3 separate regions of the Homo sapiens genome follow, and all the other regions are linked to region 1. Evidence: chromatin loops called from intact Hi-C (ENCODE). Cell type or tissue: MCF 10A. All regions are shown on one strand.

The links. Peaks named below come from ENCODE experiments on the same cell type or tissue, not always from the same donor. Only the 100,000 strongest peaks of a DNase experiment are listed, where the experiment ranks them.
Region 2: a loop joins it to region 1, with 2.0 times the contacts of the local background. A loop is called at or near these places in 2 of 110 quality-filtered maps.
Region 3: it touches region 1 in a loop (3-fold over the local background); 4 of 110 quality-filtered maps call a loop at or near these places.

Annotation. Positions count from the first base shown.
Region 1 is chr4:176,535,418-176,543,417 of GRCh38, reverse strand. No RefSeq gene overlaps it. Among named protein-coding and RNA genes, the nearest start is that of HAFML, 110 kb to the left of the region's middle. In MCF 10A, no CTCF peak of the experiment used is centred here; a DNase peak (open chromatin) is centred at 4,987.
Region 2 is chr4:176,401,673-176,409,672 of GRCh38, reverse strand. It overlaps a transcript of LOC124900817 not described here. Among named protein-coding and RNA genes, the nearest start is that of SPCS3-AS1, 85 kb to the right of the region's middle. In MCF 10A, no CTCF peak of the experiment used is centred here; no DNase peak of the experiment used is centred here.
Region 3 is chr4:176,440,003-176,448,002 of GRCh38, reverse strand. LOC124900817 (a long non-coding RNA gene) reads right to left here and starts at 4,916. Exons shown (of 4, transcript XR_007058376.1): 1 at 4,005-4,916. In MCF 10A, no CTCF peak of the experiment used is centred here; DNase peaks (open chromatin) are centred at 3,782 and 4,662.

The DNA of each region.
Region 1 (8,000 bases):
TTTCTCCGAGCATTTAGCTGTCCTCCTGCCAAGCTGTAAAAGATCCTTACCCCATATCATATGCTCCAGGGGATTATTTTAAGCTCAACTTTCCAAACTGGCTCACAGATACTCTGTAAGAAACTTTACTTGGGCTTCTGTGTGTGCCCTGTCTAATTTTATAGACTTACCTTTTCAGACATTTCCTAGCTTCCAGCCTATGCTCCTTTTTCCCTCAGATCTCTGTTTCTCTTTGTTCTGGGCCCCAAATCCTCAGGCAACACCAATCACTTCCAAGACTAGTTACAGTTCCCTGGGACCACACTCAATGTGGATGGAGAACTGCTTGTAGAAACCATAAAAGCAGTTACTAATGAAAAAAAGATTGTGTTTCTATCAACATAATTTCAGTATAGTACACTTAAAAATGACAATAGTATTCAAACATAGATTCTATTTTAATGGAGTAGCTTGTATTTGTATATTTTTTAATTTCAAAAAATTATTGTTATGTGGTATATAACAATAATTACGTCTATAACTTTAGGAGATGAACATTCTCTTTTCAAGAAGGAAAATCAAAAAAAGGTTAAACCTTAAACAGAATGTTTAAAAGGAAGCATACCTGAGTGCTATAATTTTAAGGCATTTCTTACATTCAGTTCACTATAACACAGACAAATTCAATACTTCCCTAGCAAAATTAACGAAATGTGTTTGGACACTGAGAACAACTCATTGCCAGAGATAAACTTACTCATTGGTAGGAACTGGCTATGCAATTATACCTAATATTTAAAGGAAGCATTTATTAACAGAGCTGAGAATACTGAAACTTCAGTTTAAATTTCATTTAATAGCTAAAATAAGATATGGTTATAAATGTTAATATGAAGGGTATGCTAATCATCCAAGTTCTGTTTTCTTTTCTTTTCTTTTCTTTTTTTTTTTTTTTTTGGACATACCAGGTGACCCAAACAATAGGAATAGTAGATTGCTTACAGAGACAGGGTGGTTAAGGTGAGGAGGAGTCCTGGATCCAGTTTATATTTCTATTTACTAACTATGTGACCAGAAGCAAACGGCAACTTCTCAGTTTTCTCATTACTAAAAGAGAATTAAAAATAATTTCTATCTTGTTAGGTTGCTGTGAAAATTAACAAAGAAAATGCGCAACGTAATTCGTACAATAGCTGGGCTATAGAAACAGGGCTCCGTAAACATTAGCTCTTATCATCAGAGAAAAGGAATGAATACGTATTCAATAAAAGTTTCTGATATAGACATTCTGATCTAACTGTCTAATATACTCATGTATTGGCTATATTAAAAGAATTTTTTCTCAGTTTAATATCCATTTAACACAGTTAGTCTACAAGCTCAAACATGTACAGTGAATTCTTTCTGACATTTTATTTAACGTTACATTCCTTGGGCTACACAGCAGGTTTTTAATCTCACAGAGATCTTCTTTTCTCAATCACCTTAAAATACTTACTGAAACTAGAATAAAGAAACTAATGTAGCAACCCTAACATGCTTTAGATCAAGGATTTCACTCCACACAATATGGGAAAAATTTTTTTATCAGACCATGTTCTACCTAAGGTAAAGTTGGAAGCACATTGATTTATTTTGGAGCAGTCCGAACAGTTTCTTTGATAATAAATTCAATCTGCGCTCAACTTTTTAAACAGTAATCAATGACACTATCATTGTTTCACTAGTACTTTACAAATATTTTAATTCTAACCACTTTTTAGTGTTCAAGATCTTGGGCCCCACAGGAAAAAAAAATTTGTTTTATGTTTTGGGGTGTGTGTATGTGTGTGTGTATTGTTTTGTTGTTTTTCTTTGCTTTTATTTCAAACAACTACTCTTTCTTCCCTGTGAAATAGACATCTCATTTTAATTTTAGTATTTCTCTTATCTTCATTCAGGAATTCTTTAATTTCATTAAAGAAGTCCTTTTATATACTCTCCTTTTAATTTTTAAGTAATCAAAACCCACCACTCTTGTCAACCTACCAGAAGATTCATTCATTAGTCTTTTCTCTCAATTCCAAGTAAATGTGAATTACCTTGTGAAGTATTGTCACTGTCACTGTAATCTATTACCACTTTAGAAGTGAATCATTTCCTTTTAGGTTTCCTCTCTATGTTCCTCTTCAATCTACCAGCAGAGAATAATTACCATCACTTTATATTTCTGGAGTGCTTTATTTAAATCTCTAAATAAGCTCCTAATACCTATGATCTAGTATTACAATTATTGAATCCAAGCTCCTAGCACATGGTTTGAACATAATAAGCATTTATTTAATGTTAATTGAATTGAATTGCCTCTTTGAAATGATTATTAGTGATTCAGCCACTTACATTTCTTGGCCAACATTGTGCCAACCACTCTGACGCATAACAGTGGTGCTCCCACAGTGGACTTGCAGGCGTCAACAAAACAGGAATGTTCATTGACCTCACATAGCTGAGTGGGCTTCTACTCTATGCCTGTCTTTATTCAAAGTATTATTGCAATTTTGATAAGTGACTTAAATAATTAAAAGAATTATATCAGGGATTATACAGTCCAATTTTGCTTCTGCCAAAAATATTCCACTCTATTTCTTTTTTTTTTTTTTTTTTTGAGACAGAGTCTCACTCTGTTGCCAGGCTGGAGTGTAGCAGCACGATCTCGGCTTATTGCAACCTCCACCTCACAGGTTCAAGCGATTATCCTGCCTCAGCCTCCCGAGTAGCTGGGATTACAGGTACCCACCACTAGGCCCAGCTAATTTTTTGTATTTTTAGTAGAGAGGGGGTTTCACCATGTTGGCCAGGCTGGTCTTGAACTCCTGACCTCGTGATTTGCCCACCTCGGCCTCCCAAAGTGCTGGGATTACAGGCGTGAGCCACTGCGCCCGACCGTCCCACTCTATTTCTGGTCTTTTTTTGTAGCTAAGACTGGTAGTATGGTACAATTCTAGATAGGAAATATAAGTTGATAGATGCAGGGGAGAGTCTATACATTCTTGAAAACAAAATTAGTTATTAATGATACCATTTCTTTACTCCATCACCAGGCTTGAACAAAGATGTGATACCTGGAGCTGTGGCAGATAATCTGGTAAAGTGGAGGAAAGGAGACAAAACTCTCAGGGCAGCTGGCCCTGTTAGCTGGAGTGCTGAACCGATGCCAAGGCTGACCAGCCCCTGACTTCTAGTTATGCTACAAAACTAAACCCTTGCATCTTTATGCTGCTCTTTCTTGAAGCTCATTCTTCCATTCTTCTTTCACAGAAGGGCACTCTTTTCCTGTTTTCTTTTTTTTTTTTTTTTTAAAAAAAAAAAAAAAAAAAAGAAAGAAAAAAAGAAAAGAAAAGAAAAGAAAAGAAAAAAGTGACTCAGAGCAGCTAATGTGCCCAAGGCCAAGCATTTGTTATATGGTGTCAGCAAAGCTTAAGAAATGCAGTTTGACTTCTCCATAAACCTCTATTCAAGTGTTCTAGATGATAAGACTGATACTCTGAACACTATGTATACATGTCTACCCATTGTAATTTTTGTAGGCAATGGATGTCATAATCACTCTTACTATTCAGTCTTACCTTTAAATCTTTCACTTGTAATGTTATTATATTTTATTTCTTGCTAACTTTTAAAATAATGTGGCTAAGCAATGAGTATTAGAAATGAATTTCTTTCACTTTGCATATTGTTTGTCCTAGTTAAAATAAAGGCAAAGTGGAAACCTGACCCATTAATGGAAAATCATGATGCTTGTTCTGGAAACTTCCCTTTCAAATAGCAAAAACCAATGTCTTAAAACAAAGGGTGGACATAACTCCGTAGATAAGGCCTTGCTATACAAAATGCTGTGCACTAATTTATCTGCAGCCAAAATGTTGGTTTTCACTCTTGAAAATGCTGCCCCAAATTCCAGTCATCTGAAAAACAATTAACCTGTCAAGTTTAAAGTTTTCATTCATAATTTGGACTGTATCCTGCCATTGATATTTATTTTAATCTTCTATTGATTTCTGTGGGAATTCTTCATGTAGAATGAAGGCAGGATATAGCCCTAAAGGAATTTCTGTAAGAAGGTTCCCACTTTCATCTCTTTGTGTTTGATTTTTATTAAGTTTAGGACATGACGTTTTACAGCTAAAAATAGCTCTACAGTCTAAAACTGTGACAAAGTCTTCTATTTTTTTTTTTTTTTTTTTTGCATTCAGGCTGAAAGGTCAATGAGAATGGTAAAGTCTCACAGAGAAGAATTATATTATAAATGATTTTTAACCCTATGTTTTTGTTGCCTTTTCTATAAAAAGGAAAGTCATTTTATTACTAAAAAAAAGTCTTTTTTACTTCCCCAAATGCCTGTGTACCAGGAAATTCATTTAAAAAAAAATGCCCATTCAAACCATGTTTAAAGTATCTTTTAAGGCACCAGATATCATATAATACAGTCGTTTAAAATTATAGTAATGATGACTATGGAATTCTGTGGATCTTGGAAAATTCTTTGGGAGGCTGTTAAGTTTAAAAAGGCAAAACTGAAAATAATGTATACAAATATTTTTCTACTGGGGAAGAATTGTCCTGACTCCATTCTTAGAAACTGCCTCATCATTCTGTTTCATTACCAGGCCACCCTTTTTCAGGATGACCTCAGGTGATGACTGAGCAAGGCTGAGGTACAAACTCTTCTCTATTTCTTCCCAACTCAGAACCTCTCTAACAGGTCGACCTTGCCCTGGAGCTCCTCATTGGTCTGGCAAACATTTTGTCCTATCTGCCTCATAGGCTAACAGTTCCTTCCACACAATCCTGCTTCCTTCCTTTTCCTTTCACAAAAATCCTTTTTCAGTTTTTTATCCCTGGCCCAGTATCTGTTTCCCAGAGAACACAACCGACACCAATAGTAGTCTGAGAAATTAGGCAGTAAAGATGCGGTTCCAGGACTGAATTGCTGGCCACTCCACTGATAATGAAGACATCATTCCATGTGGTACGTGAGTCATGAATAGTCAGTCTCTGGCACAAGGAGGCAGAGTCATTTCTAGCCATTCACTAGTAGCCACTTGGGAAACTATTCTTATAGAAGGAAACACTTTGGTGTTTCTAAAAGTACAGAAACAATGCATAGAGAGTGGAACTGGCTTGCTGTCATTAAGTCATAACAATGCTCTTCCTAATGAAAACTTAATGGCCCTTAATAAACAATTGAAATCCAAGTGTAAAGGGCAGAGTGCCTCCTTCATAGCAGAAAAGAAGTCCTTCTTCTATCATGGGAGAGCCAAAAAAATTTAAGACAAAACTTAGGTTGTAGAATTATAGTAACTAATCTTTAAAGACAACTGAAGGCTTAGCTGAAGCCAGTTTGTTCTGTCAACCTCAGGGCCCTGGTTGTGGACCCTGACACGTGCAATGCAGAAATGTTGGTAGATACCCCTTAAGATTTTGATTCCCCAGGCTCTCTCTTTTTTATTAATAAACTTTATTTTTTAGAGTAGTTTTGGACTCACAGCAAAATTGAGCAGTCACTACAAAGTTCCCATATACCAACTGTCCCCACACACAGGCAATGTCCTTCCCTATAGGGGACCCCCTGTTAAGAGTGGAAGCCTATAAGGTTCAAGTAATAAATGAAGGTGTGGACAAAATCCAGGTTACAGTGGGACTGCTTGGTCTTGCTTGGTCTTGCTTGGTCTATAGATCCCCACAATGGTCTTTTTCAAAGTTCGCAAATGTATAATTATGATTGACTTACTTGAAAATTGGGCTCTTGGCCTGTATGGTCATTGTCCCCCTCCAAATCTGGCAATTAAATAGAAAATATTATATGCCAGAAAGGATGACAGAGATTAATAACACTCTTAAAGATCTAAATAGGCTGGGCACAGTGGCTCATGCCTATAATCTCAGCACCTGGGGAGGCCGAGGCAGAAGGATCACTTGAGCTCAGTGTGGGTGACAAAGCAACACCCTGTCTGAAAAAAAAAATGTTTCTAAATAATAGAGGGTTGGTGGTGTGTCTATTATAGCTCCATTATATTTGTGAGTCTGGCCCCTGCCAGAAGTGACTAGACTTGAAGGATGATTATAGATTACTTCAGGTAGCAGGCTGATCAGCTGCCATGATAGAGGTGGTATCCTTGCTAGAGCAGATACATATGGCTGCAGCTACATGGCATTACATCTAGTTATTTATCTAGTACATACTTCTCTTTCCCCGTCAACAAAGACAATCAGAAACCACTGGTCTTCACTTAGAAAGGAAACCAATACACATTCCCAGTTTGCCCAGGGCTTTCTTAAATATCTCACTCTCAGTTGTAATATCTCAATCTCAGTTGTAATATAGTCTCCAAAGAGATCTGGACTGTCTATGCATTCCACAAAGCATCGCACTGATCCACTTTATGCATGGGATCATGCTAATCTGGCAGAATGAGCAGGAAGGCCCTGTTAAGACTATGAAGATTCCTAGACCTGCCACTTCAGGAGGGGTTTTACAGCTCCAGCTTCGAGGATATGCTGGAACTCTCCCTTCAGAGTAGAAGGCAAATTATTGCATCTTGAGTTGCCTATCACAGAGAGGAAAGCACAATTCTTGGCAGCTCTCAAGGTTATGGAGACAACACATTCCATACGCTGGGAAAACTGCTCTGACCCATCCATGCAGTGAATGAGGACTAGATCAGGAAGGTGTTCTGCAAGCATTGGAATAAACAACAGAAAGCACAGCTTAAGTGCCAGCTCGAGAGTAATAATACTCTGTGAGGATGGGAGCCCATCTTCCAGGATGCATTATGTAAAATGAATTAGAAAACTTTATATGGTACTATGGCCTCTAGTATGAAGAATACATCAATTTGGGTGCAGTAGAAGCAGGAGTAAATCATCATCATTCCTAATCATCCGTCAGGAGACTTTGTGCTTCCTGGCCCTGCAACTCTGGGTTCTGCAGGGTTACAGGTCCTGTTCCAAAAAGGACAGATTCTATTATTCTAAAAAGAACGATAGCCCTAAATAAAATAAGCATTACTAAGTGCCAGACACTACATGCACTAATCCACTGAATGCCCTAACAACATTGAGAGATATTTATTATCATTAACCTCTAGTTAATGTGGAAACAAAAACCAGAAAAGAAACTTACTGGCTGGGTGCAGTGGCTCATGTCTATAATCCCAGCACTTTGGGAGGCCAAAGTGGGAAGATTGCTTGAAGCCAGGAGTTCAAGACCAGCCTGGGCAACATAGTGAGACCCCCATCTCTACAAAAACTATTTTTTAAAAAATTAGCCAGGCATGGTAGTGCATACTTGCAGTCCTAGCTACTCAGGACGCTAAGGTAGGAGGATCACTTGAGCCCAGGAGTTCGAGGCAGCAGTGAGCTATGATTGTACCACTGCATTCCAGCTTGGGCAATAAAGTGAGACCCTGTTTCAAAAAAGGGAAGGGAAGGGAAGAGAAGAAACTTATCCAAGTTCACATATTTACTAAACATAAAACTAAACCACTATATATATCAGAATTTATAACACAATGAGTCAGATAATATTGAGTTGACATTGGACAGCTATGGTCTCGTGGTCATGTGAGATCTTTGACTTAAGCATTCACTGTTTGTTGATTCTGTTTCTTTCAAAACTAACGTGATCTTCTAAAAAATTCATTTTGAAGGGGACATACTTAGACCACAAGACCGTTATCAACCTTGTGGAAGTACAGCTTCCTGCACCCTTTGGAGCATTTGTTTTCCAGACCACGGCATCTGGGTGTCTTATCAAGGTAATAGGGACTCTGCTGTGTTTTCTGTCTACATGGTGTCATTAGCAAAGTGTCCAGTGTATTGTCCTGGGTGTTCACACATAGTTACTTGACCCTGATGAATGACAAGCGGACACAGAATTGGAGAGTTGAAATAACCCAGTGGCAAGTGAGTGAAGATGTACTACTATCTCTTACACATGAAAAACAAACTTCCCATGCTATTTCCTGCTTTGGGGGACAGAT
Region 2 (8,000 bases), 130 kb after region 1:
GCCTTTAGCTCAAAATTGCCCCTCTGCCAAAGTGGCCTATTTTGGAATGTTCTGCCACACTCCATTTCCAATTTTTCTTTTCATTTTGCTTTACTGTACTGTCATATTGTCTCAAATCTAGTAGGGAGATATTTGAAATGGATTCTTATTTTAGCTCATGCTGTACTTTTCGCACATAAAATCTGAATGTCTGCCATCTTTACCAAAGAAGAGACAATCTATGGCACTGATTTTAGATTCTCCAACATCAATTAAAGGCAATTTGGAAAATTCTGTGTCCCCTATAAGAGACCAAGAGTTATATTATTCAGCTTCACCCACTTAGAAGTGAAAGGCCTTGGAAAGAAAAGGCAGTTATTTTTTAAATCATAAATTTTTCCAAATCTGAATTCTAAAAAACTTTTTTAACTTAGACAATTTTCCTTCCTGGCTCCACCTTCAATGAAATCCTGCCAGTTTTTACACTAAGGACAATCCATTGAAGTGTGATTCTTGAAAAAGTTGACATATTCCAGGAGAATGAGCAGCTCATTTTTATCAATACTTAAATATTTAATTCAATACCACAAAGCCCTAAAGGGTTGTTGCAGGAAGATATTAAAACCTGAAACCCAAAATTTGCTTTGCATATTACTCAGCCACTGAAAAACAATTCTCAATAAACTCTAAGGATACTTAAATTAACAATTACTTATCAATTCTGGTAATTGGACACCCGATCCTACTTATGCTGCTGGCATTCCTGACAGATCGGAGCTGCCACTCACCGTCTTTTTCTGAAATCTTACTCTACAGCTAAAAAGCATGGTATTTCTCATAAAGACCTTTTAAAACTCTCTCAGAAAGTAGCTATCAGCAGAAACATTCGTTAAATTTGGTTGTCCATTTTCCTGTCACTTATCCAGGAAGATTATTTTAACTCTCAGATTTTCAGCCTAACAGAAAATGGCTGACTATACTGTGGTCCCAGAGGAAATTTCTTCTGGAAGAAATAGAAGGCGAACTCTAATGTCAGAGCAGACATTACCCTCAGCAGTGGGTGAACAACACCAGTAGGGCTTCAACTCTTGAAATCCAGAATCAGTTCTTGAAACCCAAAATGGATGAATACAGTCTTACATCTTTATTTTTCAACTTAAGTGTCACTGTAAGCCAATCATTTACAGTTTCTTGGAAAATAACTTTGGCCTAGTTAAATAAATTATTTCTTTTAAAAAATGTATAAGGTTTTGTAGGGCCAGTCCTTTAAAGCACGTTAACATGCTTCATACTAAAATATCTTTAACTGCATCCTCTTCAAGTTTACCTATAATCACAGTACATTTAAATTGCTAGAAAATCCTTATAAGTATTTACATATGTCAACCTAATGTTATTTTTATCTCTGTTATGTGTGAAGAATTTTCTGTTAGGGAGCAAGATGAGAAGCAAAGATAATAAGAAACAATAGCAAAAGTCCAAGTAAGAACATGTGAGTTGGGAAAGAGTCACAGTAGTGTAATAAGTGGTGGTCAGACTCTTCTAGACATATGTCAAAGGAAAAGCTATCAGAGTTTACGGATGTTTTCCTGTGAAGAGTGAGAGGAGTCAAAGATAACTCTGAGAATTTTTACCTGAGAAACTAGAGGATGAATGGGCCTTTCAATAAGATGTCGAGAGGGTGAGTGTATCAGATTGATGTAAGTGGGGGTGTGTGTGCAGACTGAGCTTGTTTGGGACATGTTAAATTTACAAAGCTTATTAAATATCCAGATGGATGTCAACTAAGAACTTGGATGTGTAAGGTCTGAGTTCAGCAGAGGCTGGAAGTATCAACTTGGCCATTAAATGATGAGTCCACCTAGGAAGTAGGGGAAGCTAGAGAAGAGATACAAGGGTTACCTCCTGTGGTTTCCACAAATGTTGGGAAGGTGAGGAGAAGAGCAAAAGAGACTGAAAAGAGGAATTCAAGGAGCAGTAGGAGGACAGAGAAAGAAGTGTTCTGGAAGCCAGGTAAAGAAAATGTTTTAAAAAGCGCACGCACTATGTCAAATGCTGCTTGTAGGCTGCGGTACATGACAACAAAAATGAAAATATTGACCAGGGAGCTGGTCATGCAAATGCAACTCTTAAACTATTATGAGCTGTTTCAGTGCAGTGATCAAGACAAGAACTTTATTGGGGCTGCTCCAAGAGGAAAGAGGAGTAAAGGAAGTGGATAGCCTGGGTATAGTTAACACTCTTGAGGAGATTGCTGCAAAGAGATCAGAGAATTGGGGCAGTAAGTATAAGGGCTCTTGGTATCATCAGAGGGTAATTTTAAGATGGAAGCAATTCTAATGTTGTTGTATAGCAAAAAATGTTAATGCAGGAATGATAGGGAGAAATTTAAAGAAAGCGATTCTAGAGCAGATGATAGAGATGGGACACAATGCATAAGAAGGGTGGAGTTGGCCAAGCCGACAGACAGTTCAATCATGGTAATAAGAAAGAAGATGATAAGGTGCTGATAGAGATAGATTGGCAGATGTGGTGGTGAGAACATGTGAAAGATCTCTTCTGATTGCTTCAAATTCCTCAGAAAAATAGGGAGCAAGGTCATCAGTAGAGACTAATTGGGGAAGTTTTGGAAAGATAAGTTATGGACTAACGGCCTAACATAATAAGGGAACAGAGAATTAAGGAAATGTAATATTTTTCCTGGCAATATCGAGTTGACTTAAGATTAGTCACAATTCATATATTTTTTAAAGCAGTCATGATTGTGTACTTTCTTCCAACCACAGTCAGATTCCTAGGTCCAAGCTACAGGAAGATTTAAGAAAGCATTGAGGGTTTTCTGGGAGAGCATTATAGAGGTGGTAGAGTCAGTGAATTGGAGATGCATATGAGACTGAGTTGTTTGTGTCTTAGACATTTAGAGGAAATAAATAGGAAAGATAAGATACAGTTTTCATAGAATGGGATACTTGTAGTAGAGATTAAGACAGGTGATAAAGATGTTGGTAATAACAAATTCTGTGCTGTGACCATGTGTGTGGGTGACTGAGAAATGACGGAGAAACAGATTGTTGAAGATCGAGGAACTGAGAGTCTATGTCTCTCCAGTGATATCTAGGGCAGTGCCACGGCTGGCAGACAGGAGATGTCACCAGGAGTAAGGAAAATCTGTGGAATTCTTCATCTGTCCTACTAATCATATGAGGCCCTGCAGAGAGAGTTGCTGTCATGTCAATAGCAGATTCAGACACATGGAACCCTGTGGATAGCTCCCGACAGCTGCAGCAATGGGAGTAAATCTATAGTTAAAATGGAAAAATACACTGTATCCTAGCTATACAACTCTGTACCTTAAGATGGCCCAAAAAATTCTCTCCTCTGACACATTTGGTGGCCTTTCTCTGGGAAAAGCCATGGTATGCATTATGGTCATCAAAGACACACAATAATGTCAGAAGAGGGTCAACATTGCCTCTACTTCCTGATACCTTATTTCCCTTGCCCGCTTTAGAACAATAAAGTCAGTCTGGATGTTCCTGCAGTACTGCAGCCTTCATTTCCAGAATTACACACAGAGCTAGGTTGAAATGTGAGGGAAAAGCAGGAAATGGACTGCTCAGAAAAAAGTATACTCTATACGTTAGGGAATAGGAGAAAAAGTTTCTCCTGTGCAGCCTACCTCCTGGGGTAGGTAACCTAGTTAAAAGTTAGAACTGAAATCATTTTGGATGTCTTTTAGACGCTCCTGTCTTTATTTAACATGATGCCATAAGTTGTTTTGTTAAGGCAAAATAACTTGGAAATAAATCATTTTAATTATTATGGTATGTCATAATTTGGTCCTACTACAACAGACATAATCAATTCTCTTATCATAAACTACTGAAGTTTAATTTCATTATTATAAATGACACTGAAGAGAGAAACATATTTACATCAGTAGGCATCTATCGCTCATCATTTGTGTTGGATCAATTCTGGAAGGAAAGAATATTAACCATTTTAATGAGCTTTTTCTCTCTAACACACACACACACACACACACACACACAGAGAGAGAGAGAGAGGGACTCAAATTTGCTCTCCAATCAGACTATGGCGTTAACAGTATTTCATCAGAAATATATAAGAAATATCTCTTCACTATTTTGATATACCTGTAACAACCCCAAATTTTAATTTAAAAGATATATTTTGGTTTTTAAGAGTGTAGAACTTCAATTTAAAAAAACAGGTATGGTGAGTGGGAAGTTAGTGGGTGTAATTATACATCCATTAGAAAGTAATGAAGTTATGTGAGAAAGCAAAATATTAGAGTTCATTTGGGTAAAGCTAAAAGAAGGGAGAAGCAGATGATAAAGCTGACACAGAATTAATATATAGCAGGGATGGGAAACTTCATCCCTTCAAAGAGCTAACAAAACTCATTAGCTTAAAGTAGAACACCTGTCAAGTTTTGACCTTGCCGATATTTTCACTGATCTGAAATTAGAAGCAGGGAAAAAGACTGTCACACCAGAATTAATTCCAATCAACAGGGAGGAATACATTGGCAATGAAAAAAACTATTGTCAGAAAAAAAATGAGTAAGTAATACTAGAAATGGAGAAAACTTCCTTTGTATAATTCTTTGAGACAGACTTTAAATACAAAGGCAAGGATTTCATTCTATTTTCTGGATCTCTCTTAACAAAGATGGATTAAGAGAGTTTGAAAGCTCTAAAAATGTAATTATCTAGGCAATAACTAATTATTCCAACGAGGTAGAAAAATGAAGGGCAAATTAAGAAATAAATGAGTTCCACAGAGTGTTCTCAGTGAATTTAGATGGTAATAGATGTGTACAACAGCAGGAAGAATGAGCACACAGCCAAGGACAGATGTAAGATGCTGGCTTGGATGAATCATGAAGGTGAAATCCATAAGTCAGCCGAGGGCTTACTAATAAACACTAAGGAAAAACCAAACAAAGAAACAAGAAAGGGAAAGGCCCCATTTGAGATGGATATTTGAATGTTAACAGACGGTGGGAAGAAATTAAAAACACTACACTAGATTTTTATTTTATTCGCCTGTTCTCTCACTTTGATAATGATATTCAGACTGAAAATAACAAAAAAATTAATTTATTCAAGCATACACGCTAAAACCATTAGGTTGAGAGATGTTGGAAAACAGGATATTTGCAAATTTCCAAGGGTTGACACAGGTTATTCACTAACCCAAAGGGGAAAACTACCTTTATATTTAAGAGATCTAGTATTCAGGCCTTAACAAAGAGACTGATTTTAGTATTGTGGGACATCCTGATATTATGTGTCTAATGATATGTTCAATATAAGGTATTCCTGTCAAAAATGTTTAACCTGAATCTAATTAAAGTTTTAGACCTAATTTTCAATTAACAGAAAGTACTAGGGTGAAATGCAAGAAGGCAGAATAGGAAGCTCTAGGGTCATACTCTCTACCAAAGAAACTGTTAAGCTGGAAAGGGCAATTGAAATCAATTAATTTGGAACACTAAAACCTAATTGGACATGTATGGCAACCAGGGGAGTGCTTGATAAAGGGAGAGGCTGCTACATTTTCTAAGTGAGCTACATATGCAAAACAATGATCACCTGCCCCATTCTTCAGCCCCATTACAGCTGCGGGGGTTGCAGCCCGTGTTCTTGAAGCAGATGTCTGGTACCAGGTGGGCAGTGGAGACTTTGGTCTCCAAAAATTTTATGTAATGTGATTGGTTGGTCTGGCAGTGCACCGAGAGACAGGCATACGTGCTTGCCTTGGTTTCAGTCCTTTCAGTAGCAAAGAGATTCCACTGAAAAAGTTAAAGCACAGAATGTTTTCCCCCTTTCTTTGAAGGCAGACATTTTAAAGAAATCTTTATCAGGTCACTGAATGACTGCGGAGATAATGGAACAGAAATTTCAGTAACCACACACAACAAAGAATAGATACTTTGCAAAAATAGTGTGGAAATGTCTCAGATGGATGGCTGTAGCCCTCAAAAAGCAAAAATCAGCAATCCCTGAGAAGTGGGAGAGTCAGATTTCCAGAGTCACCACATTATAATACTAAGAATGTCAGGTTCTCAATAAAAAAAACTAAAATATACAAAGAAACAGGAAAGGATAGCCTACTCATAGGAAAAAGAATTTGACAGGAGCCATCCCTGAAGAAGCCTGGATATTTGAATTACTAGCCAAAGATATTAAATCAACTGTTTTGAATATGTTCAATGAGCTAAAAGAAGCCATTGACAAAGAACTAAAAGAATTCAGGAAAACAAACAAAATGAGAATATTGGAACCCAGGAGTTTGAGAGCAGCCTGGGCAACATAGCAAGACCTCATTTCTTTTAAAAAAAAATCAATAAAGAGCTATAAATTCTATAAAGAAACAAATCAATAATTCTGGAGCTGAAAAGAACAATAACTTAAGAGAAAAGTTCACCGGGGCACCAGAGGATTCAACAGCAGATTTGAGCAGGCAGATAAACAAAATATGACATATGCATCTGTGCATGTGTGTGTGTCTACACACACGCATATACGCACACACACATTCAGTCATAAAAAGAATAGTTCTGATACATACTGGAAGACATACATACATCTGATATGTAACTGAAAGAACCTTGAAAAAGTATGCTAAGTAAAATAAGACAAACACAAAAGGACAAATGTTGCATGATTTCCCTTATAGGAGATGCCTAAAACAGGCAAATTCATAGAGACAGGAAGTAGAATACAGTTTGCGTATACCTTATCTGAAATGCTTGGGAATAGAAGTGCTTTGAATTTCAAATCATTTTGGATTTTGTAATATTTGCATGTATATAATGAGATATCTTGGGGATGGGACCCAAAATAAACACAACATTTATTTATGTTTCATATGCATCTTACAGACACAGAAGGTAATTTTATACAATATTTTTAATAATTGTATGCATGAAGCAACGTTGGTGTACATAAGGTCAGATGTGGAATTTTCCACTTGTGGCATCATGTCAGAGCTCAAAAAATTTTGGATTTTGGAGCATTTCAGATTTTAGATTTTCAAATTAGAGATGCTCAACTTGTAGAGGATACCAGGAGCTCTGGGGAGGGAGAAGTGGTAACTTATTACTTAAGTGGTATAGAGTTTCTGTTTGGAACGATGAAAAAGTTCTGAAAATAGTAGTGGTGATTGAGTAATAGTGTAAATGTACTTAATACCACTAAATTGCGTACTTTAAAATGGTTAAAATTGTAAGTGTTATGTATATTTTACCATAATAAAAAATAAAATTTAAAACATTTTTAAATTAATTTGATATTTTTGAAAATGAGCTATATGTTAGGTCATATTAAAATTAATGTTCTTAACTGTAACAATTATAATTTCATTAGGGAGAAAATCATTGGTGTGAAGAGTCATGAGATTTCAACTTTCAAATGGTTCAGGCAAAAATACATACATCAACAAACAGATAAAAAGATAAATCAAATATAGCAAATTATTAATAACCATGGAATACAAGTATTAGGTATATCTGAAAATGTTATATTAAAAGTTAGAAAAAATACTAACTGAAATCCAAAGTACATGAGATAGTATTATACAACTTAGATGTTAAAATTATCAAGCCTTCTCATTCTAATTAATTAGTTCCTAATATGTTCATGAAACAACTAGTGCTCTTTGAGGAATCAAGAAAAATACCAAGGAAAGATAGAAGTTAAAATATGTAGTTTCAATTGCCCAAAAGTGAGGGCGCAAGGGAGGAGTTAATGTCTGTAAACTATGTACTATCAAATTGACATGGATCTTGATCACTTCACAAAATGAGTGATAAAGGGTAAAACAGAAATACTTTAAAGAAGTGATGATAACCAAGACTCAACAGTTTCACTAAAAAGAGGTGTGTCAAATCAATCATTTCTGATTTTGACAGATTAATAGATTATGAAGTTGATTAAGAAAGTTCTGTAGATATACTATATCTGAATTTAAGTAGGGCATTTGATAAAGAT
Region 3 (8,000 bases), 95 kb after region 1:
ATAATTCTATTATCTGCCACAATTTATTCTTAATTAGTTGGCTTTATAACATTGAATTACATAGTTTATTTTTTTCTATACCAGTTCTGTTTTTCTTCTTATTGATACAGTAATTAAAAAACAAACCAGCAAATATATTTAGTCCAGGTATAGTAATATGAGTTAACTTCTCCAGAGTGGTTCCCATGTACCAAGCACTTTGCTACACGCTTTATATTCCTTATCTCATTTAAACCTCACAGCACAACTATAACTAGGCACTGTTAAGTAACATTTTGCAAATATGCAAACTGAGGTAATAGGTTAAATAATTTTCCCAATGTCTCAAGGCTAATAAATGGCAGCATAAAGACATTAATCCAATTTTGATTATACTCACCACTTTCAGACAGTATTTTTCAATGTTTTTAGAACCTTCTTGTATTTTTTATTTTGTTAATATGGGTTTATTGCTTTTTGATGAAGTTTCTATAAATCTGATTTAGACTAAACTAAATATGAAAGTTGTTTTCTAGTCAATTAAGATCAAAAGGCAGCAAGGAGAATTTTTAAAGAGGTATTAAGTATTTAGGAGCTGAAATTAGAAGAAACGTAAGTGTATAACACGTGGGCAGAGAGTGAACTAAATGACAATGAAGGAAACAAGAGCTTTAAGCTTCTCAGACAAGTTATGTACTGCCTCATGTTACTCGAATCCAGCAAAATGCTTATAACAACCCTCACTGAGGGAACTCTATGACAGTTTGCCCTAAGAAAATAGATACAAAAAACACAAACATAATGTCAGCCAATAGAAAGTAATAAAATATTTTTAATCATAATAGCAAAAGAGGAGAATGTATTCGAGGAATAAAAAGATAATTCAATACACTAACCTAATTTTGAAAATAGTAACAAAATCAAAAGAAAAAACTCTAGAAGATCATCTTCACAGATTTCACAGAATAAGCCACTGAGAAAATGTAATATTTTCTCATAAAAACTATTAGTAAACAAATTTTAAAAATTTCTGAACATGATTTTTAAAATCTGTCTCAAAGCAGCAGAACTATTTTTCTTAAAAATAGAATCCAAGGAATGATGCCATTGAAGTATGAAAAAGACAAGGACCATCACTATACTCACTCTTACCTTAAATTACTCACAATATGCTGGCCAATGCAGAATCAGGAAAAATAAAGGTCACATAAATATTTGAAAGAAGGTGATAAAAAGTATCATCATGTGCGTATTATATTATGTGCTGCCAGGAAAACTCAAGAGAACCCATTGAAAAACTTTCATAAATAACTAAAGAGATTAGCGACCAACAAAAAATTGCATAGAAGTGAATTTTTTATGCTAATTTATTTAAAAATTGTTCTAAAAATTTAATGGCAAATAGTCCTGATAAAAGTAGTGCCTTAGTTCAATCGAGCTTGTATAACAACATGCCTTAGACTGAGTAATATATAAACAACAGCAATCTATTGCTCGCAGTTCTGGTGGCTGGGAAGTCCAAGATCAAGGTGTCAGCAGATGTATTGTCTGATGACAATACGTCTTTTTTGTAGTGACAGGGTTTTCCTGTGTTACCCAGGCTGGTCTCAAACTCCTGGGCTCAAGTGATCCACCCACCTCGGCCTCCGAAAGTGCCGGGATTCAGGTATGTTGTGAGCCATCATGGCCAGCAGTCTTAGTTCATTTTTCTGTCTAAGGTGTCAAAAGTACTTCAAGGAAAAGAATAATTAAAAACATAAAGTCCTAGAGGAAAAGTTACACCATGTTTTCTCACATATCAGAAGAGAAAAACAAGCTCCCTCAGTCCTCTTTTGTAAGAACACTAATCCCATTCATGAAGGTTCTGCCCTCATGACCTAGTACCCTCCCAAAGACCCCCCCACCTCTTAATACCAACATTGGAGATTAGATTTCAACATGAATTTTGGAGGGACACAAGCATTCAGACCATAGCAAGTAGCAACAAGAGACGAAATACGTAAGTAGAAATGTGTAGGACTTAGATGAAGAAAATTAACTTTATGGAGGGATGAAAAATGCATTGAGTAAATAGAAAGACCATGTTTATAAAAAGACAGATCATGTTTATATGTGAAAATATTCAACAGTATAAAAAGGTATGATTCTAGAATTGTAATGCAGTATATCAACTATTAACCTGAGGGTTTTCTGGTATTTTCGTTTGTTTTTGTTTCCTTTCTTTTTTATGCCAATTAAAAACACTTGATAATTCTTTGTGGAAGAAATAATTGGACATACATTTATGTGAACTGCTATACAAGATACTGAGAATAAAATAATAAATAGAAAACATACAGTCCCAGCTCGTGGAGTTTTTCTTTATGGTGTGAGAGAGAAAAATTTAAAAGTACACCAAAAACTTACAGAATGTAATGCATAATGAGATTTCTATTCTAATAGGCCAAACCTAATTAGATAATTAAGGTCTCTCCGGGAAGTAATCCTTAAGCTATAACAAAGACATTTTAAAGATAGATGCCTACATCTGAAAGACTGAAAATCTGCATAACATGAGTGATGAAGGGGATTGATAATGTTTTCCTCTTTAGTCTACATGTATTATTTAAAATTTCTATAATAAAGATATAAATTTCTAAGAAAATAACACATTAAATTAGTTTTTAAAGCAACTTGAAATTAAGGACCATAGCTTTAACATTGGTGAATTTTTCTAGAATGCCCTATATGTATTTAAGCCCTGGGCTTAATCATCTGTGCATTTCTCCAGTGTGAAAAATGTATTCAGTCAGTGAATGAATATAGATAAAGACAATTGAAACATATTTTCTCATAGTCTATGATTAATGTTCCTTTGTTCTTTATTCACAAACATATCCAGAGTACTTTGAGTAAAGAAATAGCTACAATCTTTATTTCAGCAATTTATATAATCATGTTTTATTTATATATAAATGGGATGAAAAATGCAGAACATTACTACTTATCTGACTTTTACAAAATATTCTATATAACTGCTTGACGTTAGTCCAAAAGTAGTCTCTGATTCAGTCTGCCAGCAGAAGAAATGAGTCAGATTGCTCTCATAATTATAGATAGCTTTTTAAATAAATGTCTGCTGGATAGCATTCCTACTTACGAAGCCACAAACATGCATAGAAAACCTTTTGAATTCATTTCTCTAAAATTTCAGGAAGATATGGTCAGTGGAATAAACCTTTCACAAATTCGAATACATTAAAAATGAGTATTTATTTCTAATTTTTTGACCAATATGCCCATTTGTCTATTTTTTTCCTTTTAAAATACGGAGAATTGAACATATTTCCATGCAAGAAATGAAGATAATTTTAATAAGACTTTTGATACTTAAATATACTTCATACTTTAAAGCTTTACAATGAGTAATCTTAAAATCAGTGTAACTATCAATAGATTTTTTTACAATTTACTTAATACACAAAAACATCCTAAATCTGAAAAATATACTTTTGTAAATATTGTATTCTAATGCCTTTCAAAAGGTGTAGTTAAGTGATCATTTTTACAGATGGTGAATTATTTAGATTTTCATATTATATTAACTCTTCAAATATAATCTCCCATTAAATAGCACATAATGCTTCTAAATGAATTTGGTGGGTAAAATCCATGAGACACTACAGATCAAATGAATTTCAGCATTAGAAATGCACAAGCCCATCAAAGTTCTACTTCAAGGACTGTTCTTAAGAGCAATAATTGGCAAGTGGTATGAAAGTCAATTAGAAGCTTCATGAGCAACTAGGAGCCAAAGCCTTGTGGTTTTGGCTCAGATATCTCCCAATGGAATGTCCATTCCAATCCATCATGAGCAGGATTCAGTTTGTTTTACCTGACACTTGTATACTTCATCAAGGGAAGTGCTAATGAGCAAGCAATCGCTTTTATTTCAAAATATAATGCTTATAAAGGGTCAGTCACTGGTAGCTCTTCCAAATGATCTCCAGTACACGAAAAGAGAAGCCAGAATAAGCAATACAAACCTGTTGCCCCTCCAGTGACCTCTATCTTGAGTTAGAGTTACTTCCTGATGTAGATGTTGGAGATGGCTCAGTTTGTATGTGACTTTAATCCAAACCAGCTCCCTAAAATGAGGTGAAAAAAATGACGCTTTAGATCCCAAAGAACCAAAGGAGGGGTAAGATAGAATGTGTGCTGCTGCTCAATGTGACTCACTAGTACCTTGTGTGGAATTTTAGTTTTCCTCTCTTGTATATCATGGGCTCACCTTCTGATAGTGAAGTAGAGGAAAAGACTACATGCCCTTTATATCCAGAGTCAAATATCTTCCATTCACACTGGCAGTAAGAAAGCTGAACAAGGAGCAACTATTTTAGTGGACAAAAGAATTTTATATATGAAAAATTTACTGCCAGCAGTTATCCCTTAAGGTCTGGAACAAAATGTGTCTTTAAAAATCTTGGTGCCAAATGGGATAGAAGGAAACAGCTGGCAAAATGAGATCATGAGCATACAAGAACTTGCTTGGGGTGTGTTATTAAATTTAGTGATACCTTGGTTTTCATCTATGATATAGATGCCAGCTAGCCTATCTTAGCCAGTGTCCAAATAAATAGATTCTCTGACGGTCCTGGCATACAACTTGTACCTCATCTGCCTAAGCTTTCCAGAACACTGGGAAATTCGACACTAAGCCTTCAACCACAAAGATTCATAGAGGGTGTGAACATAACAGTCATGTCATAGGTATTTGTTCAGTAAACTTGGACCGAAGTTTATCCCCATTCTATTTTTCATTTCCTCAAAGATCTGATGCAAAAAAAATGGGGATAGGAAAAAATCTCTAGCGGCATTCATTTGAATCATCAAAAATGCTAAGATAATGGAGAAAAATAGAAAAATTCTAAACCTATCTCAGTCTTTTTTTTAGAAAAAGAAAGGTTTATCACAGTTATTTTATTAAGTGAAATATTTTCAAAAGCTATATTCTGAAAGAAGTCACAATTTCTCTTCCTATCCTACATGATAGAAGACTAGCTGTATAGGATAATGAAGAAGTAAATGCTTTGCAAGTATTGTAAAGAAGACTTGTAAGCCTGAGAGAAGGTTTCAAAGCAAGAGATGAGTGCTTTCAAAAAATAGCCAGTGAATCCATTTTGATAAAGGAAGGATAGACAAATGTGGACAAGAGTAGTAAAACAGTACAGAGAGCTTGAGGAAAATTTAGAAAGAATGAGAAGATCTTTAGTAAGTACTATAATAGAAAGTATTAGAGGTTTGTGGAATTTGAGCATTCTCTTAAAAACAACTGAGGAATCGAACTAGATGAATCTGCATTGATCCCTTTCTGTATGCCAGCTGCTCTGCTAGTGTCCATCCCCATGAGGTGTGGATTACTTATTAACCCACACTGTGAGATGTGGATTTAATTTTCACAACCTCACCGTGATATACGAATTTGTAACCCATTTTACATGTGAGCAGATCAATATTCAGAGTCAGTATCTTGCCAAAAATCATTGTTATTAAAGATTAGATTGATAACCATGTCAGTAATGGCCAAACAAAGCAGTATGGATCCAGAAGAAAGGAAGGTTAAGAAAAATGTGAAGGAGTAGAAGCAGCACCAAAATTTGAATTAAATTAAGGCACTGGGCTCCAATTCAAGTCATGCTGAATTCCCTTCCTTCTCAAGAAAGCACTGTGCTTTCTGGCTTCCGGACTCTCCCTCAGGATTGCTCACCTTGCCTGGAAAACCTGCACCTTGCCACTTTCTCCCATGCAGTTGTCTTTGCCTACTAACTCATACTCACCACTTTCTTCAGAAGGCCTAGGCCAGCGCCCTGAGTAACGTGGAGCTCCCTTAGGCTCCCCCAGCACTCTCTCTATGCTTGTCTCAATCGCCACACTCACGACTCCATGGCTTCATGTCTCCTATGTGTCTATTTATCCCTCTGGGCCATGAGCTTCTTGAGATCAAGAATTGTCTTTTTCACTTTTTTAACTGTGAAGCTTAATGGGGCACCTGGGACATTTCCTCCATGGTTTCCTGGTAACACGATGGCTTTGCCCTTTGAAGGGGAATGGAAAAATATGAAGAAACCAACAGTTCAGGCAAGTTATATTGGGGGCTTGATGACACGGTGAGGTAAGTGAAGAAGTTTTTGAAAGACTGACTGACTGTGCCTCTTAGATCTTATTCATTTGGAAGGGACTTTCCATTACACTTGAAATGAAATCCAAGTTTCTTACCTCCCCTATCTAGCCCTATGTGATCTAGCCCCTGCCTGTCTCTCCAGCCTTATCTACTATTTCTCTTCCTCTCATTATCTGTCTTCCAATCCCAGTGGCCTCCTGGCTATTTCTGGGACATACCAAACTTTTTCCTACCTCAGGCCTTTATAGGGCTGTCTTCATTTTAACATTTAGGTTACTGTGTCTCTCAGGAGGAATCCAACAATGACAACAAGTGAAGCGTCTCCTGCCCACCTTCAAGCATTTTCCTGCTCTTTCAATGTCTATTAGTCTCTAAATTTACACCGCTGTTTGTGTGATGATTTACTTTCTTTCATCTCAGTATTGGAATTTTAAGCACTGTGAGGGGAGGTTATGGTCTTTTTACTTTGGAATCCCCAGTATCTGGCACATAGTACATGCTCAATAAATATTCCTGAATAAGTGAATACATTGATCAACCACCCTGTGCTTTTGCTATGCATTATCAGTGGGAACGGATAAACATGAAAATAATAGCTAATATAATAGTTAATATATATTAATTTGCTGTATTCTTAGCACTTTCCTAAGTGTTTCATATGTACTAATATATTTAGTCTTCAGAAAAACCTATCATTATACCAATTTTACACTTAAAAAACTAAGGCACAGATAATCTATGTTGTATAATATGCCATACAGTGTAATACAGATAAAATATAATGTGAAGATACATAAATAACAGCCTTTGGTTTTCTAGTTTGTCATCTAGCATATGATGTCATTTCTGAAATTAATTCCCTTTTACTTCCTTTTAGCCTCTCATCTTGTAGGAAATTCTTACTCTTCCTTCTGGATTTAGTGTACATCTTGCAACCACTGAGTAGTTCATGTAAAGTGTCACCTACAATATTAGATGTGCAACCTCGTTGCCCCCACAGAGCTTTCTACATAATTGTGTTAAAGCTCATAGCACATTTAAATTAAAAATGTGTATTTACTTGGCTGTCTCTCTGATTAGACAGAGCTCTTTGAAGGGAGGAATATTGTCTTTCTGCTTCCACTATCATTAATGCCTATCACAGCATCTAATATAGAGTAGATTCTCAGAAACTGTTTATTAAATTAATTGCTACCATTGTTCATATGCTGAGAAATTTTTTAAATTGCTTGTTCCTCCGAGCTTAAGAATCCAAGTTTTTACCAGTTAAATAGGTTTTTTAAATAATTCATCTTGAAATAAATATAGCTTGGTAAAATAATCAGATTAATTCAGACACGTTTCATATATTAATCATGTCAGAAACAAGTGTCCTGCAAACCGTCTATTGGCCTTAGAAATGTACATAAACTCAACTTGTCCTTAGCCATGTTATGAAGACATACCAATTGGGTTTTGGATTCCCTTCACATATAAGCAGTAGCTCACTTGCCTACAACTTAGGTCACTCTGTAATATTCACTTAGTTCATTCTAGATAAGAAAACCTCTAGCAGTTCAGCGTTGGGATTTAATTAAGCAGATAATCTAAAACATTGGATGTTTTATTCAATCTTAACTGAATAATCCAAACCTCTGGAGTCTACTATATATATTGGGCTCAAAACTTAGCAGGAGAGGTATTCTCATAATATTTTTCAACACAATTTCTTTCTGCCTTTAGCCAAAAATAATGTGAAAGAGATCTGTTGACAAATTAAGGTCCAAGCTTGGAGATTTAAAAAAAAAAAAGACAAAGGGGAAAAATAGAAGTCTGAAATTTTAAAAAGTTCCAATTCGGGCTCACAGTTAAAACAACACAA